Regions from separate parts of the Homo sapiens genome. Here region 1 is linked to region 2. The links are chromatin loops, found by intact Hi-C in ENCODE. Cell type or tissue: endothelial cell of umbilical vein. All regions are shown on one strand. Each heading gives the region's core, and the rest is flanking DNA. Links, peaks and the distances in the headings are about the cores only.

Region 1 (6,266 bases), core at 1-5,000, 280 kb before region 2:
AATTGCTAATGAAGTTTCGGGCACGCATTGTCATTGATAACATCTTATCAGGAGACAGGGTTTGAGAGCAGACAACTGGTCTGACCAAAATTTATTAGGTGGGAATTTCCTCATCCTAATAAGCCTGGGAGTGCTACGGGAGACCGGGGCTTATTTCAACTCTTATCAGCAACTGTAAAAGACAGACGTTCCCAGAGCGGCCATTTCAGAGACCTCCCCCTAAGAAAAAGAATTCAGTGATATTTCTCCTATTTGTTTTTGAAAGGAGAGAAATATGGCTCTGTTCTGCCTGGCTCTCAGGCAGCCAGACCTAATGGTTATCTCCCTTGTTCCCTGAACATCGCTGTTATCCTGTTCTTTTTTCAAGGTGCCCAGATTTCATATTGTTTAAACAATTTGTGCAGTTAATGCAATCATCACAGGGTCATGAGGTGACATACATCCTCAGCTTATGAAGATGATGGGATTAAGAGATTAAAGTAAAGACAGGCATAGGAAATCACAAGAATATTGATTGGGGAAGTGATAAATGTCCATGAAATCTTCACAATTTATGTTCTTCTGCCGTGGCTTCAGCTGGTCCCTCCGTTCAGGGTCCCTGAGTTCCCGCAACAACCTGTGATAAAAGACACCCTTGAGTCACCCTCTCCCCCCTCTTCCTAAAGTTAAGAATTTAGGAACTCTGTGGACTTAGAAAATGAGGAGCCAGGATAAAGCTGTCTGTGTGAATTGAATGGTAGCTGGTCATTCCAGAGGTGTTCAGAAACCTAGATATGACCTAGGAGGAAGGAGACCCACAGTACCTGAGCCTAGGGTGGAGTTGGGAGCAAGAAGAGGCAGGCAACCTCTGGAAAGTGGAAAGTAATCCACTGGGAATTCTCATAAATTTTAGGATGAGTGCAAGGCTTCCTAGAGCCTGTGTGATTGAGCCCTAAGCTGTTTTATCTAAACGTGAAAGGAAAGCCTGGGCCTGGAAAGCTGGAGTGCATGGAGAATTCAGATTATTCTTCAGTCTCAACCTTCTTTTCCACGCTAAGGAGAGCAGTTCATTGGCAGCTCTGTATAGGATGCCAAACATGTTTATCTGGTGGGTCTTCATGTTGCCTCACTTCCAGAAAATCTAAGAACTTTAAAAGACCGGCACGTTGTATACATGTACCCTAGAACTTAAAGTATATAAAAAAAAAACCCTCTAATAGTAGAAGGATCTCATTTTAAAAACTTTTACTCATAGTTGGGAACAAACTTTCCCTATATTAAAAGGAGACAGAACATCAATCTGAGTGTACACAATGCAAAATTCTGAACCAATTCCTGTTTTGTGGAACTGTTTTCTGGATATATTATATGCAGTGGACAGGTAGGTCCTTGTAGCCCACTGTTTTCTCTGAGGGATCCAGAACTAATTCCAGGAAAAAGCAGAAAGACTCTCAAGCTTATGGTTTTGATGCCTCCTTTGCCCATGAAGAAGATGCTATTTTCCATCAGCAATCTATTTGCATGAGCCACTTTGTATGTACAAACTAAAAATGAACAACATTGACCAAAACTCTCAGCAGTGGGGGCAATGTGATGAATGGATGATGACTCTTTCTCTCTCCCAGCCTTATCACCAAACCCCTCCATTTCAACGCTCAAAAAAGTAACTAAAACAAGGGAAACCCAAGGTTTCACAAAAATGACAAATTCAATTTGATTAGAACAAACTCCCGCTTTCCTCAAAGGTATATGCTCCTGCACCGTTCTGGCTTTGAAATTGAACTTTGGGAATAAAGGTTTGAAAGATCACCTTGGTTTTGGGGGGACCCATGTGGCAAATTACCTCTCCTCTATTTCTGTAAAAAATGAGGATTCAGAGAAAACTTGGAACCCCAAAACTTCCCTCTAAAAATGTAAACTTCTGCTGAAGAGGATGTCATGTTTACGACAATAACAACAACCAAAGCAGGTCATTGTGATGACAGGCGGGTTAGTCACATGCCTGTTCACATTCCATCTGCAGCTTAGACTCTAAAACCCTTTGGCTTAACGTCTCCCCTTTGGAGGCTGAAAAACAAATAGAATAATGGAGAACATTTAGCTCCAGAGGATTTAGTAATCTTTTCATCCATTTGATTTATAAAACTGATTGGAAGGAATGGAGAAGCTTCTCTTGTTGTTACCATTTAGCTCTTTACCTTGATGCTCTATTTTGCTCCCTTAAAGCTTTTAATGGTCCCAGATAAATCAGAGCTTTCACATCACCCTGCCACTTTCTGCAATCTGAATACTCTGTGTCCTAATCTAGGATCGAACAAGTTTAAAAGATCATTTGCTTTTGAACGCGGTTTGCTGAGTCTTTCTACCCTCCATGGAGATCTTCTGCATTGAAAAATTCACAATTCTGGTTCAGCTTGAACTTGGGTTTTCCAAAAGTTTCCACTGGACTCCTTAAGGATGAAAAGAGGAAAGTCTTAGAGACAAGACAGAAGGCAGGCGCTAAGGCCAGCCAGAGCGAAAAAGATTTCTAGGAGTTAGCAGCCAAATAAAACAACGGCAAACAAAACAAACCCAGGCTGCCCTTTCCTCTGCTCTGCAGGCTCTTATCTGTTGGTGAACTCAGCCGCCTCAGTCTAGAATACTCAGCCCCAGCGTCACTGAGAAGGCTGAGTTTGTGCCTGTCCGTCCCAGGTACCTCTCAGCACCCTGCACAGTCTTTGTTCCAGCACATTCCTCATAGTTTTGTAACTATTTGTCCACTGGTCTGTCACCACTAACATCTAGCACCCTCTCGTCTAGTCTGTGTTCCTTGTGTATATTCCTAACTAGTACTAGTGTGTTAACTAGTAGATAAATTCTACCAGAATTTAAATTCTTATTCTCATAGGACAGGGATTTTCGACCTCAGCTCTTTTGACATTTGGGGCCAGATCATTCTTTAGGTGTGGGCTGTCTTATGTATTGTGGGATGTTTAGCAGCAGCCCTGGCCTCGGCCTACTGGACGCCAGGAGCACCCCCCACCCCCCAAATTGCTGCAGTGGAAAATGTTTCCGGGCTTTGCCAAATGTCCCCTGTGGAGCAAAATCTGCGCCGTCCCCCCAAACCTCTTGAGAACCACTGCTGCAGAGTAATACGAAAAATATGGGTTGAATGATTTAGTCCACATGGTCTCTAATCACAGGGACTCTCCAAAGCTATCAAAATTGTCCCTTATTTTTATTTTTTAGAAGAAAGCATCAACGTTTTACTGATGTAACCACCAGCTTCTACTTTAGACACATATTTTAAAATCACATTAAAACCAAAGTTTTTTGTTTGTTTGTTTTTATTTTTGTTTTTGTTTTGTTTTGTTTTTTAAAGTATCCCTGAGAGGTAGGTTTACTTAGCAGGGTCTCTAGGGTAGTAGTTAAGAGCATAGAGTGTGGAACCAACTGCTTCAGTTTAAAATCCAGTTCTACCATAAACCACCTGCATGATCTTGGGGAAGTTACCTAACCTCTCTGTGTGAAATCCTCAGCTATGTAATGATCCAAGTAATCTAAATTATAATGTAGAATAATAATAATACTGCCTGCTGAATAGGGTTGTTGAAAGGGTTAATATTTGAGTTAATATTTGAAAAGCTCTTAGAACAGTTCCCAGCACAAAGTAAGCAAGATATAAACATTAGCTCCAAGCCAAGAAGTACAGGGTTTTCAAAAAGTCTCTAAATTCAAGCACATTTGTTTAGAACTATTTGGAAGCCTTATGTTTCTGCTGCCAAAGGGATCAGAGTAGACCCTGCAATATGTACAAAACATCTCTATACTTCCAACATTTTGGAACTGAATTATAAATTTCCAGTCAGCTCTGTAACTTTCTATTCTTAAGACTTTACTTTCCTTCCGTTGTGACTTCAACTACTCAATGTAGAAAGTAAGAAATACAATGAGTCTCAGAAATAAAATGGGAAATCTCATTGCCTATTGTATGTGCTAGTCAGTGTTTCACACTTAACTACTAGAGGCAAACACAATGGAAACCAGTTGGCTGCCATTTTGATAACACATTCAAGTTTATTTGTGTTCTCTGGGCCATTCATCTCTAGGGAATTTCTCTTTGTTTATTCTTCTTCCCTTTTTGTGTACAAAAAAAGAATTTAAAATATGTTATGCCTTTGTCCTCACTGTGTAGTGGTGTTTAGACTAGCATCTGTGATAATAACAGTATTTGTTGCCATTCTTCAACATTGTATTTTGGAGGCAGCATGGTGTGGGGATGAGGACATGGCTTTGGGGCTCTATTTCCAGTTTTACAACTAACTAGATATGTCACCTTGGGTGAGGCACTTAATTTCTCAATGGCTGTTTCTCCACGTGTATGGTAAAACTGATGTTACTACTCTCATCAGAGAGTTTTAGTGAGACTGAAAGGAAAGTTCATCTTCAGAAGTCGGCACAGAGCAAGACTCATGGTTGAGGTTCTGTAGATATTAGCCATTACCATTCCTAATATCTCACAACCACAGTGGAGGTAATAATTTTTCAAGCAGTTTTATGCTTATTGTCTCATTTGACGAGAGTATTGTTCAAAAAGTAGGGGAAGGTGATTTTAATGAACTGAATATTTATGTCCCTCCCAAATTCACATATTGAAATCCTAACATCCAATGTGATGGTATTAGCAGGTAGGGCCTTTGGGAGGAAATTAGGTCATGAGGGTAGAGACCTCATGAATGAGACGTGTGCCCTTATAAAAGAAACCCCAGGAAGTTGTCTTACCCTCTTTCCTCCTGAAGAAGGATCTCACCAGAATCCAGTCATGTTGGCACCCTGATCTTGGACTTACAGCCTCCCGAACGATGAGAAATAATTTTTTGTTGTCGTTGTTTAAGAAGCCCGTTCTATGGTATTTTGTTATAGCAGCCTGAACTAAGACAGTGAATTTAGCCGCACATTAAAGAGAAGATGACCAAGGCAAAAAGATGGTGAGAAATTTGCCCAAGGTCACCAGTGACTTAGCATCAGTTCAATCTGGAACTGGATCCCCAAGACCCCAAGTCTCATGCACTTTTTTCCACCAGTGCTTCTCAAAAATTAATGTATACTCAGACAATCTGGGAATCCTGTTAAAACACAGATTCTGATTCAGCCAGTCTGGGGGAGGTGCTGAAATTCTGAATTTCTAACAAGCTCTGAGAAGGCGCCAATGCTGCTCGTTCATGGAACCCACTTGGAACAGTGAGGGTCTATAACTGGTTTCATCAACCTCTGGAACTTATGATTCCTTGAAGCTAAACTTTCATCAGAGTTCGAAGAAAAAAAAAGTGTGCAAAAAAAAAAATCACAAAACATATAATGAGATAACTCCCAAAGTTATTATAATCTCACTACTGTGAAGTTACAAGGGAGTTTATTACCAAAATACCCATCGAACTTCAAAGTGTCAGTACAAACAGGCAACCCTCAATTTTGCCAAGGCCTACAATCAATGAAAAGTTTCTATTCTGTTGCCTGATTGGAGGTCCTGCTGGGAGACACAAAAGTCCCTTCCCTCCTTCCCTTCATTTAGCACCAGGGAGTTCATTACCAATGGGGGCTCCATGCAAAAGAACATTTCTCTATCTTCTGAAAATTGATTGCTCCCTCTCTCTGTACATTTGTTTTTCATTTACACAGATATTTCAGCTATTTTTGATTTGTGGTGTAACCTAGGTAACCTAAATCAGCTAAAATAAGAACTAATTCCAACCTCCAGATCAAATGGCAAACCACACCTGAGCTTTGCACAGATCAAGTAGCAGAAGGAATAGCGAGGTTTTTGTGAGGAGGGCTGCCTTCTTTGATCTGATGTGGCCCGGACAGCATGGGAGCCGGTGCAGATGTGTAAGAGAGGCTCAAGTGCCACTTTGGAAGATTCACCAAGAAGAGTGCATTCTTCTCTCTTCTGGTTTCTCCATATTGTTCTTTTGGGTGTTCACTTTCAGATTCTGCTGGCCTTTGCATATTAGAGAAGAGGTTGGCAAACTTTGTCTGTAAAGGGTCAGCCAGTAAATATTTTCGGCTTTGAAGGCCACATACACGGTCTCTGTCACAACTACTCAACTGTGCCCTTTGAGCTCAAAAGCAGCCACAGACAATATGTAAACAATTGGGCATGGCTATGTTCCAAATAAACTTTATTCATGGACACTGAAATCCTAATTTCAATTAATTTTCATTTGTCATGAAATATTATTTTCCTTTTGATTTTTTTTCACCATTTAAAAATGTAAAAACCACTCTGCTTGCAGGCTGTATAAAACCAG
Region 2 (7,940 bases), core at 1,803-6,802:
AGTGTTAGATAAGTGGGTGGCTTGAGAGGTGCTAGTAGAAATTGAAGGAGTGTCTGAGGATCTTTCTCTCACAAATCCACCCTTGGCCTTGCCCCTGGTTGTTCTCTGGGAATCCCTCAGATACTTCACTTCTTCTCCATGAAATCTTACATCTTCATCTCAAAGCAAAGGGATTCAAGATGATTGTGGGGATGACGTGGTGATTTCCACAGACTCCTCAGTTATCCTGTAGTATGGCCATAAGCCTCCCCACTCAAAGACAAATGTGCATGGCTCTTCTTTGTGTTCCTATGGAACTTGATTAGTTCACCCTCAATTAAGTCATGCTTACCTAAACATTCTAGTTGGCATGCTGTTTTCAAATGTAAGTTTATTATTATTCAAATATGGTGAGGCCAACAGATCCGATTGCCATTGAAAAGATGGTTGGTTACACTTCCAAAGAAGATGGAGACGCCATGCCAGTCAGGACCACGTGGAGTGTAAGAGTTCAATAAAAGAAGTGGTTGAGGGTATGGGCTTTGGATTGGTTGGTTTGTATCTAGAAAGACACACTTGCAGGTGAGCCCTTCACTATCTCTAGGAATTGACTAGCCCTGTGAGGGGCTGTCCCTCCAGGGTCGGCAAGGCTCAAAAACGTGAAAGCATCAGAAACACAAGACTAATACACAAACCCAGAGTAGATAGCTACCGTTGCTCTTCCAAAATGACTTACACATGTCTGGTGGCCTGAGGCCTCAGTTCTTCTCCACATGAACTTCTCCACAGGTCTTAAAATTTTCCCTTTCTGAACAAGAAAGACATAAATGGAAATGGCCAAGCAAGATGGAAGACCCTGAGTGAAGTGCATACTGAGGTTTCAGCAACTCTTGTCACACCCTGCAGGTTTTGATAGACTAGAAAAATGACAAGACTCCAAGTCCTTGAAGAGGAGGAAAAGTGTGAAGAAAACAAAAAAGGGAGATTTATGTCTGCTTCACCATTTTGCCCAAGACTTGACCTGTCATACACTGAAGGTACTTGAATGTTTATAATCATAAATTGCTTATTTTAAAATTAAAACTCTAATCTTTCTATATCATTAGACAGGCTTTTTCCCCAATCAGTCTGGATTGTCAAGACTTCTCTATATAAGCATCATGCTTTGTGATGAAGGATGCACTCATTCAATCAGTATTTATTGAGCACTCACCATGTGCCAGGCACTGTAATCAGGGTTGGGGAAAAAATGGTGAAAAAACAAATATGGTGTCCTCCTCTATAAAGCTTACTTGACACTCTAACAGGGAAGCCAGAAAATCAAGTAACATGAAATAGATGTGAGACTACAACAGTGATAAATGCTGCAAGTTACAGTAAGGAAACGAGTCAGGGAAGAGGTAGTTTTTCAGAAGGAAGTTAGAAGGAGGGTAAATATCAGACTGTTACTGGTGGAGGGTGTCCAGGTTCTTGGCGTTTTGAACAAAGAATTGGACAAAACACACAAAGCAAGGAAAGAATGAAGCAACAAAAGCAGAGATTTCTTGAAAAGCAGAGCACACTCCACAGGGTGGGAGCAGCTTGAGCAAGCAGCTCAAGAGCCCAGTTACAGAATTTTCTGGGGTTTAAATACCCTCTAGAGGTTTCCATTGGTTGTTTAGTATACGCCCTATGTAAATGAAGAAACTAAAGTGAAGTTACAAAGTTATTTACTCGGTGTACATCATATGTAAATGAAGAGGATAAAGTAAAGTTACGAAGTCATTGTATTAGTTCATTTTCACACTGCTGATAAAGGCATACCCAAAACTGGGAAGAAAAAGAGGTTTAAATGGACTTACAGTTCCACATGGCTGGGAAGGCCTCAGAATCATGACGGGAGGCAAAAGGCACTTCTTACATAGCGGCGGCAAGAGAAAAATGGGGAAGAAGCAAAAGCAGAAACCCCTGATAAACCCATGAATCTCCTGAAACTTATTCACTATCCCAAGAATAGCATGGAAAAGACGAGCCCCCATGATTCAATTACCTTTCCCTGGGTCCCTCTCACAACACATGGGAATTCTGGAAGATACAACTCAAGTTGAGATTTGGGTGGGGACCCAGCCAAACCATATCAGTCATTTACTCATTGTATGCCCTATGTAAATGAAGAGGCTATTTCCTGTCACAGCTGAAGTGTTTCCATTTGATTTAGTTCTAGGAAGTCCTTAGGTTCTCTGCCTTCAGGCCCTATTCTCCTGCCTCAGTGGTAGTCCCCAAAATAATATAGCTAATTACTATGCTGAAGCTACCCAGGATAACAACATGTTTTGAGGTGGGAAGGAAGACTGTGAGTAAGGTGCAAAAGTCTTCCATCAATGTTGGGGAGTTACCAGGAGGTCAGTAGGAGAGACAGAAGGTGGGACAGGGATGAAATGGCATGAGCTGGAAAGAGGTTTTTTGTTTTTAATAAGAGTTCTAATAATACCATAGAGAATGTTCAGGAAGAGGCAATGAAGAATAAGGGAAAATACTAATCGTGAAAAAATGAATGCAAACTTTATAATTTTCTAAAATGCCCATGGGCCTCCCCATGCCCCCACTGGAAAGTTAAGGCAATGTAAAACTGATCTATGAAAGGATTTGGAGTTGTTCCACAGAGCATTCAGAAGCTTTTTATTAATCATTTATTCCCCATCTCTGCCCTTCCTTCCTATGACCTCATGCTTTGTCTATTCTCCCAATAAGCATGTTTCTGAAATATATGTTTTCCATTCCAGGCTGACATTCATAATTCTAGTGCCTTCTAGTGCACAATTTGTTTCCCATTTCAGTCCACTTCTTTCAGCAAATAGATTTGCTTTCAGAAGAGCAGCCTTAAGGAACAGCTAGCATAATATATGGTCCATCAACTAGAGAGTGTATTTCTCAACAGCCCACTCATATTTCATAAATCACAGAGCAATTATTACAACTGATTTACTCAGAAAATTTCATTTTATTTTCAATTTAATTATTTTGATTGATAAAAGTAAGATGGTTAATGGCTCCTTTTCTTGGAACTCTTAAAACACAAGTATATAATATCTAGCTTTCTAAACTAGTGAAATTCATGGTACATTGCATTTGTGTTGTGAAAATCATCATTTTTGAAGCTAAATTAGCCTCTCTACCCACTGAGAGAAGGTGCTCAACTTGAAGAGCCTGTGGCAGAAATCTCAGCTAAAATAAATTTAGCCCCTCACTCTCTTTCCCAGTGAATCTGATATCTCTATCCAATACAACGTCTGCAATTTAAAACATGTACACAAAGATAATTGGAATTTTCAAAGAAGCAAGTAACTTATCAATGACTGGAGATGCCTGTTTAAATGTTCTCTCACCTTTATATCTTGCAGGAAGCTCTTGTTTGACCTTCTGAAAAAAATCTTGAAGTATCTATGAGAACAGCTATTATATGAAGCAGAGATTATAATAGATATGGAGTTTAAGTTGCAGAAAAAGAAGACTGAATTATTAAATGGGACATCAGAAAATAAAAGTCTTTCCTTTTATCTAGTTTGGAGGACCTAAAAAAATCAATAGGCAGAAATTTACATAATCCTTATTAGATTCCACGAGCTACAAATGTACTATTAGTACAGATTGATATGAAAGAAAGATTAGTTATGCTTATGGATAGGTAAGAAGAGACACTCTTGCAAAATGGTAGATTGAAACACCCACTGAATCTTCCTGGAAGTGTGTTGAAATCAGTTAAAGGGTTAATGACACAAATATGAGGATGATTTTGTAAGGGTATGATGAAGGGGGCAAACAGCCTAATCAAAAGAAAAAAGAAATAGCACATCATGCAAGGTTATCGACACTGTTCTCAGTAACCTCTTGCATCCCTGCTGGAAAGAAACTAGTAGGGTTAAGTCAAGAATTTCCTATTGTGAAAGGAAGAAGTGACCATTGATTTGTGCCTTGTCACTCAGGTTAACTGCCAAAGAACTTTGCTCATCCAGGGGTGCATAAATGAATGCCATGTGCTACCAAAAAAAAAAGTAATAAAGGATTAAATAAGGCCATGGAAAAATGAAGCAAACTGTCACCTGGCAGTGTCTCAAGCCTGCAAACTTGATATCCCCAACTGCATTCCAAAAGTAGGGTTCAGAGACCACAAGTGCTACAGGCATGGATGAGTTAATATTTATATCTAGGAAGAAAGGATTAGCATATGCCTTCCAAAGAATGTTTCAGCAAATGCATGCAGCTGCCTGGGCATTCGCAGTTGATTGAAATGACTCAGGGGTCAGGTTTTGGTGGCCAGGCCTGCTCCACCTTTACTGGAATGCATGAGTCATGTGTTAGTCGGCTGGGTGAGAAGACTACACTGGCTTTGCGCATTCTTATATTTCTCACAATCCAGACAAAGCAACCACATGACCAGATTCCAACAAGACTAACAGTCAGATAAGGAGGGAAAGTCATTGAAATAAACGAGAGAAGAGAAAACCTAAATGTGTTTTAAACTTCTAAAGCGAGAACTGAACAATAAACAGTTTTCTACAACAGGGCTTCTATAAGACCAGTAACTTCTATGCTCCCCAAAAAGTATTTATGAAACTATTTGAGTGGTTTTACATCTTGATTATTCTTCCACTTAAATATTGTCTTTAAATGACCTGCCTGGGTGCATGTCCAGAATGGAAATAGCAAAAGTTAGATGTCTTACAGTCCAAGCTCTACAAGTCCTAGCTATGTGACCATGTTGGTTATGATTAGACCAACTGCATTTGGTCTAATCCTAACCTCTGGGTGTTTTAATAAACTCTGATAGCCTCCAGGGATTATTAAAAAGTCCAGAGGTGAGGCCAGGCATGGTGGCTCACACCTGTAATCCCAGGACTTTGGAAGGCTGAGGCAGGCGGATCACTTGAGGTCAAGAGTTCGAGACCAGCCTGGCCAACATGGTGAAACCCCGCCTCTACTAAAAATACAAAAAAAAATTATCCTGGCATGGTGGCACACACCTGTAATCCCAGCTACTCGGGAGGCTGAGGCAGGAGAATTGCTTGAACCTTGGAGGCAGAGGTTGCAGTGAGCCAAGATCATGCCACTGCACTGTAGCCTCCTGGGTGACAGAGTGAGACTCAGTCTCCAAAAAAAAAAAAAAAAAGGGCCAGAGGTGGTCAGTCCAGGCCGATGTAGTACCTTAACAAAGTCACTGGGCAGTCAGAGTCCTTCTATCTGCTTCACCATTCTCATACATACATGGTTTGCATCCTCAGTGTCACAATATGGCTACTCTGGCTGCAGCCATCACATCTACATTCCAGGGAACAGGAAGGTAAAAGGGGTAAGGCAAGAAGAGGCACGTCCTATTCCTTTCTAAGGAGTCTTTCCGGAAGTGACACCCAATAGCTTTCATATTGGACAGAATTCAGTTATAATGCCATGCTTAGCTGGGAAATATACTCTTTTAGTTAGGCTGCCACCCTGAAAAATATCAGGACTCATTGACTAAAGATGTAAGGAAAAGTGAATATTAGGTAGGCAACAAGCAGTCTCAGCCAGAGTGACATTAAAGTCACCACCATCTTTGAGTCCATTGTCTGTTCATTTATAAAATGGATGTAAAATTTATAAAATGGATAGGCAATGCCTACTTGACATGATTGGTGAGGTGAAAAACACTATACAAATATTAGCTGATAACAGCCCCCAAAACCTAGCTTAGAATAATAGGTATCCAAGTGTACATTCAGTATTACCCCACTTTCTGGAAAAATCAAGTCCCTAGTCAGATAAGAGTTCAGAGACTCAGTTTTGCTTCACTACCTCATCCTAGTCCTACTACCTGGACATCTTCTCTTTTCCTTTCTTACAAATAACTTGAAGAAATAGCTCTCTTTCTTCATTCTGTCTTCCTAGTTCTCTAGTGTCTCCATGACTGGGCCCAGACTTGCTCTTCCCACTCTATATTGCCATCAACCTTTAAAACTTGAGGATCTCTCGTTTTTTATACAAATCCTTTCAGTGTTTTTTAAAAACTCACAAGTCTTCATAGGATCATTACTTTCTCATCTCACCTGTATCTTTTGCATTTCCTGGGAAACTGGACACAAGAACTTAATAGACATGTGCAATGTAATGTGTATTACTATGTAGGGGCAATTGCATTGGTCCCTACTTAGAAATGTGGTAATGACAACTAGTGTGCTTTATTCACCACCATTATTTCCACCTGGTGTTTATTTATTTATTTAGTTTAGAGACGAGGTCTCACTATGTTGGCCAGGTTGGTCTTGAACTCCTGGCCTCAAGCAGCCCTCCTGCCTCAGCCTCCCAAAGTGCTGGGATTACAGGTGTGAGCCACCAAGCCTGGCCACCCACCTGGTGTTCTAATAAGTTTCAATCTGCATATTTTAAAAGACATTTCGCATTTAAATTCTTTAATACTCTGTAAGATACACTCTTCAGGTCTCTCATGTAGTGCTAAGAATAAGTTAACATTTTACAGATGTGAAAATTTTAGTTTCAGTGATTAAGTGAATTGTTTCTGAATTTAAGTAGCTCATCCAAGACCTTCCACGCTATAAGCAGTAGTGCTAAGATCTATATCCACCATCCGTTTCCAAGCTCAGGCACTTTTTCACCAGAATAAAAATGCCCAATTTCTACTTAAGTCAATGCAAACCACACTGCTCTATTTTATGGTGCATTGAGAAAATTTAAGGTTTAAAACTTAGAAGTCTAAAATATGCTTCTATCATGATAAACTATACTATTAGCACTCATGATTTCAAACACTAAAATAAAAGGTGGTGGTGAGATAAAAATCCATGCTAGTCATTTATTTATAAAGCTTTATCCTACAGTAGTCTGTTCGACAGACAGGTCAATCAATCTTGACTATAATGAAGAATCTTGCTTGTCTTAAGAATAGGTATGTAGCCCAGACCAGGTTTTCCTAAAAAATTATCTTCCTGTAGGTAGCTTTATAAGAATAGAGACATTTTAAATTTTAGAAGATTTTGGAATGTCTGGTGAAATTTCAAGCCACTAAGGTTAAAGTAATTGTTTTATAAAACAATGCCTTTGCAAATTGGCATCTAAAATTGGTATATTGATGAGGGAAGGAAGGTTCTAATCTAATGCAGAGGCTGCTGAAGAGTCGGCATACAGAACTGACTTCAAGAATGCCTGAAGCTAAATGTATTGATTGAAAAGGTCAGCATATTAGCAGAAGCATCCATTAACCCAAAATAGTGAGCGAAACCAAGGGGAAAATGGAAAGCTCTTAAACAATGAAATGGCTTTTGCCTTCCTGAAATGACACCTGACTATCTATGTCTCCATCCCTGGAGCGTTTTCACCAGAGCCCTAGGATTCTGAACTAGGGTGGCTATCACTGCATGAAAAATGAGAAGTCCATTATGGAACACAGGTAAAATGTGGAAGGCTTGTTGAAGACTCACTAGCATGAAAAAATAAATGAATCACTTGGTCGTAACAATAATGAACAGCTAAGAACATAATAAACTACAGAAAGTGACCACCAAGCAAAGTTAATATTATACATAAAATGCATAGTGTCTTACATTTTAACCAAACATAGCCGGATGTATGACAGGATGCAAGAACCACCTGTGGGAAACAATTCATAGCCACACAATCCTTGCCAGGATAATTACATTGAACTGTCAAAGGCCATGGTTTTGGCCTTCCTTGGGTCTTTGTGATTTTATACAGACATAAGAGACTGGCAAGACACTACTGGAACCAAACCATAGTTTTGCTGATTAAAGGCTAAAACAGGCTGCCCTCCATTGCTTCTACCTCACTGAGGCCCCAAAGACCTTGATCTCTAGGATCCAATGTTTACTGGGATTTACCACTGATGTAGCCAAACATATGGAATTTGGAATCATGGCTTGCCTATTGGTCTAGATGGGAAGATAAGCCGGATGCTGTGGCTCATGCCTGTAATC

Evidence for each region. A loop is a pair of places that touch in the nucleus more often than their neighbours do. Peaks named below come from ENCODE experiments on the same cell type or tissue, not always from the same donor. Only the 100,000 strongest peaks of a DNase experiment are listed, where the experiment ranks them.
Region 1: a loop joins it to region 2, with 10 times the contacts of the local background. A loop is called at or near these places in 4 of 110 quality-filtered maps.

The regions. Positions count from the first base shown.
Region 1 is chrX:13,117,620-13,123,885 of GRCh38, forward strand. No RefSeq gene overlaps it. Among named protein-coding and RNA genes, the nearest start is that of FAM9C, 76 kb to the left of the region's middle. In endothelial cell of umbilical vein, for the core only: no CTCF peak of the experiment used is centred there; a DNase peak (open chromatin) is centred at 2,542; H3K27ac peaks cover 2,162 bases.
Region 2 is chrX:13,394,377-13,402,316 of GRCh38, forward strand. All of the region lies in intron 1 of LOC124905248 (a long non-coding RNA gene), which reads right to left. Among named protein-coding and RNA genes, the nearest start is that of LINC01203, 63 kb to the left of the region's middle. In endothelial cell of umbilical vein, for the core only: no CTCF peak of the experiment used is centred there; DNase peaks (open chromatin) are centred at 2,705 and 4,285; H3K27ac peaks cover 3,507 bases.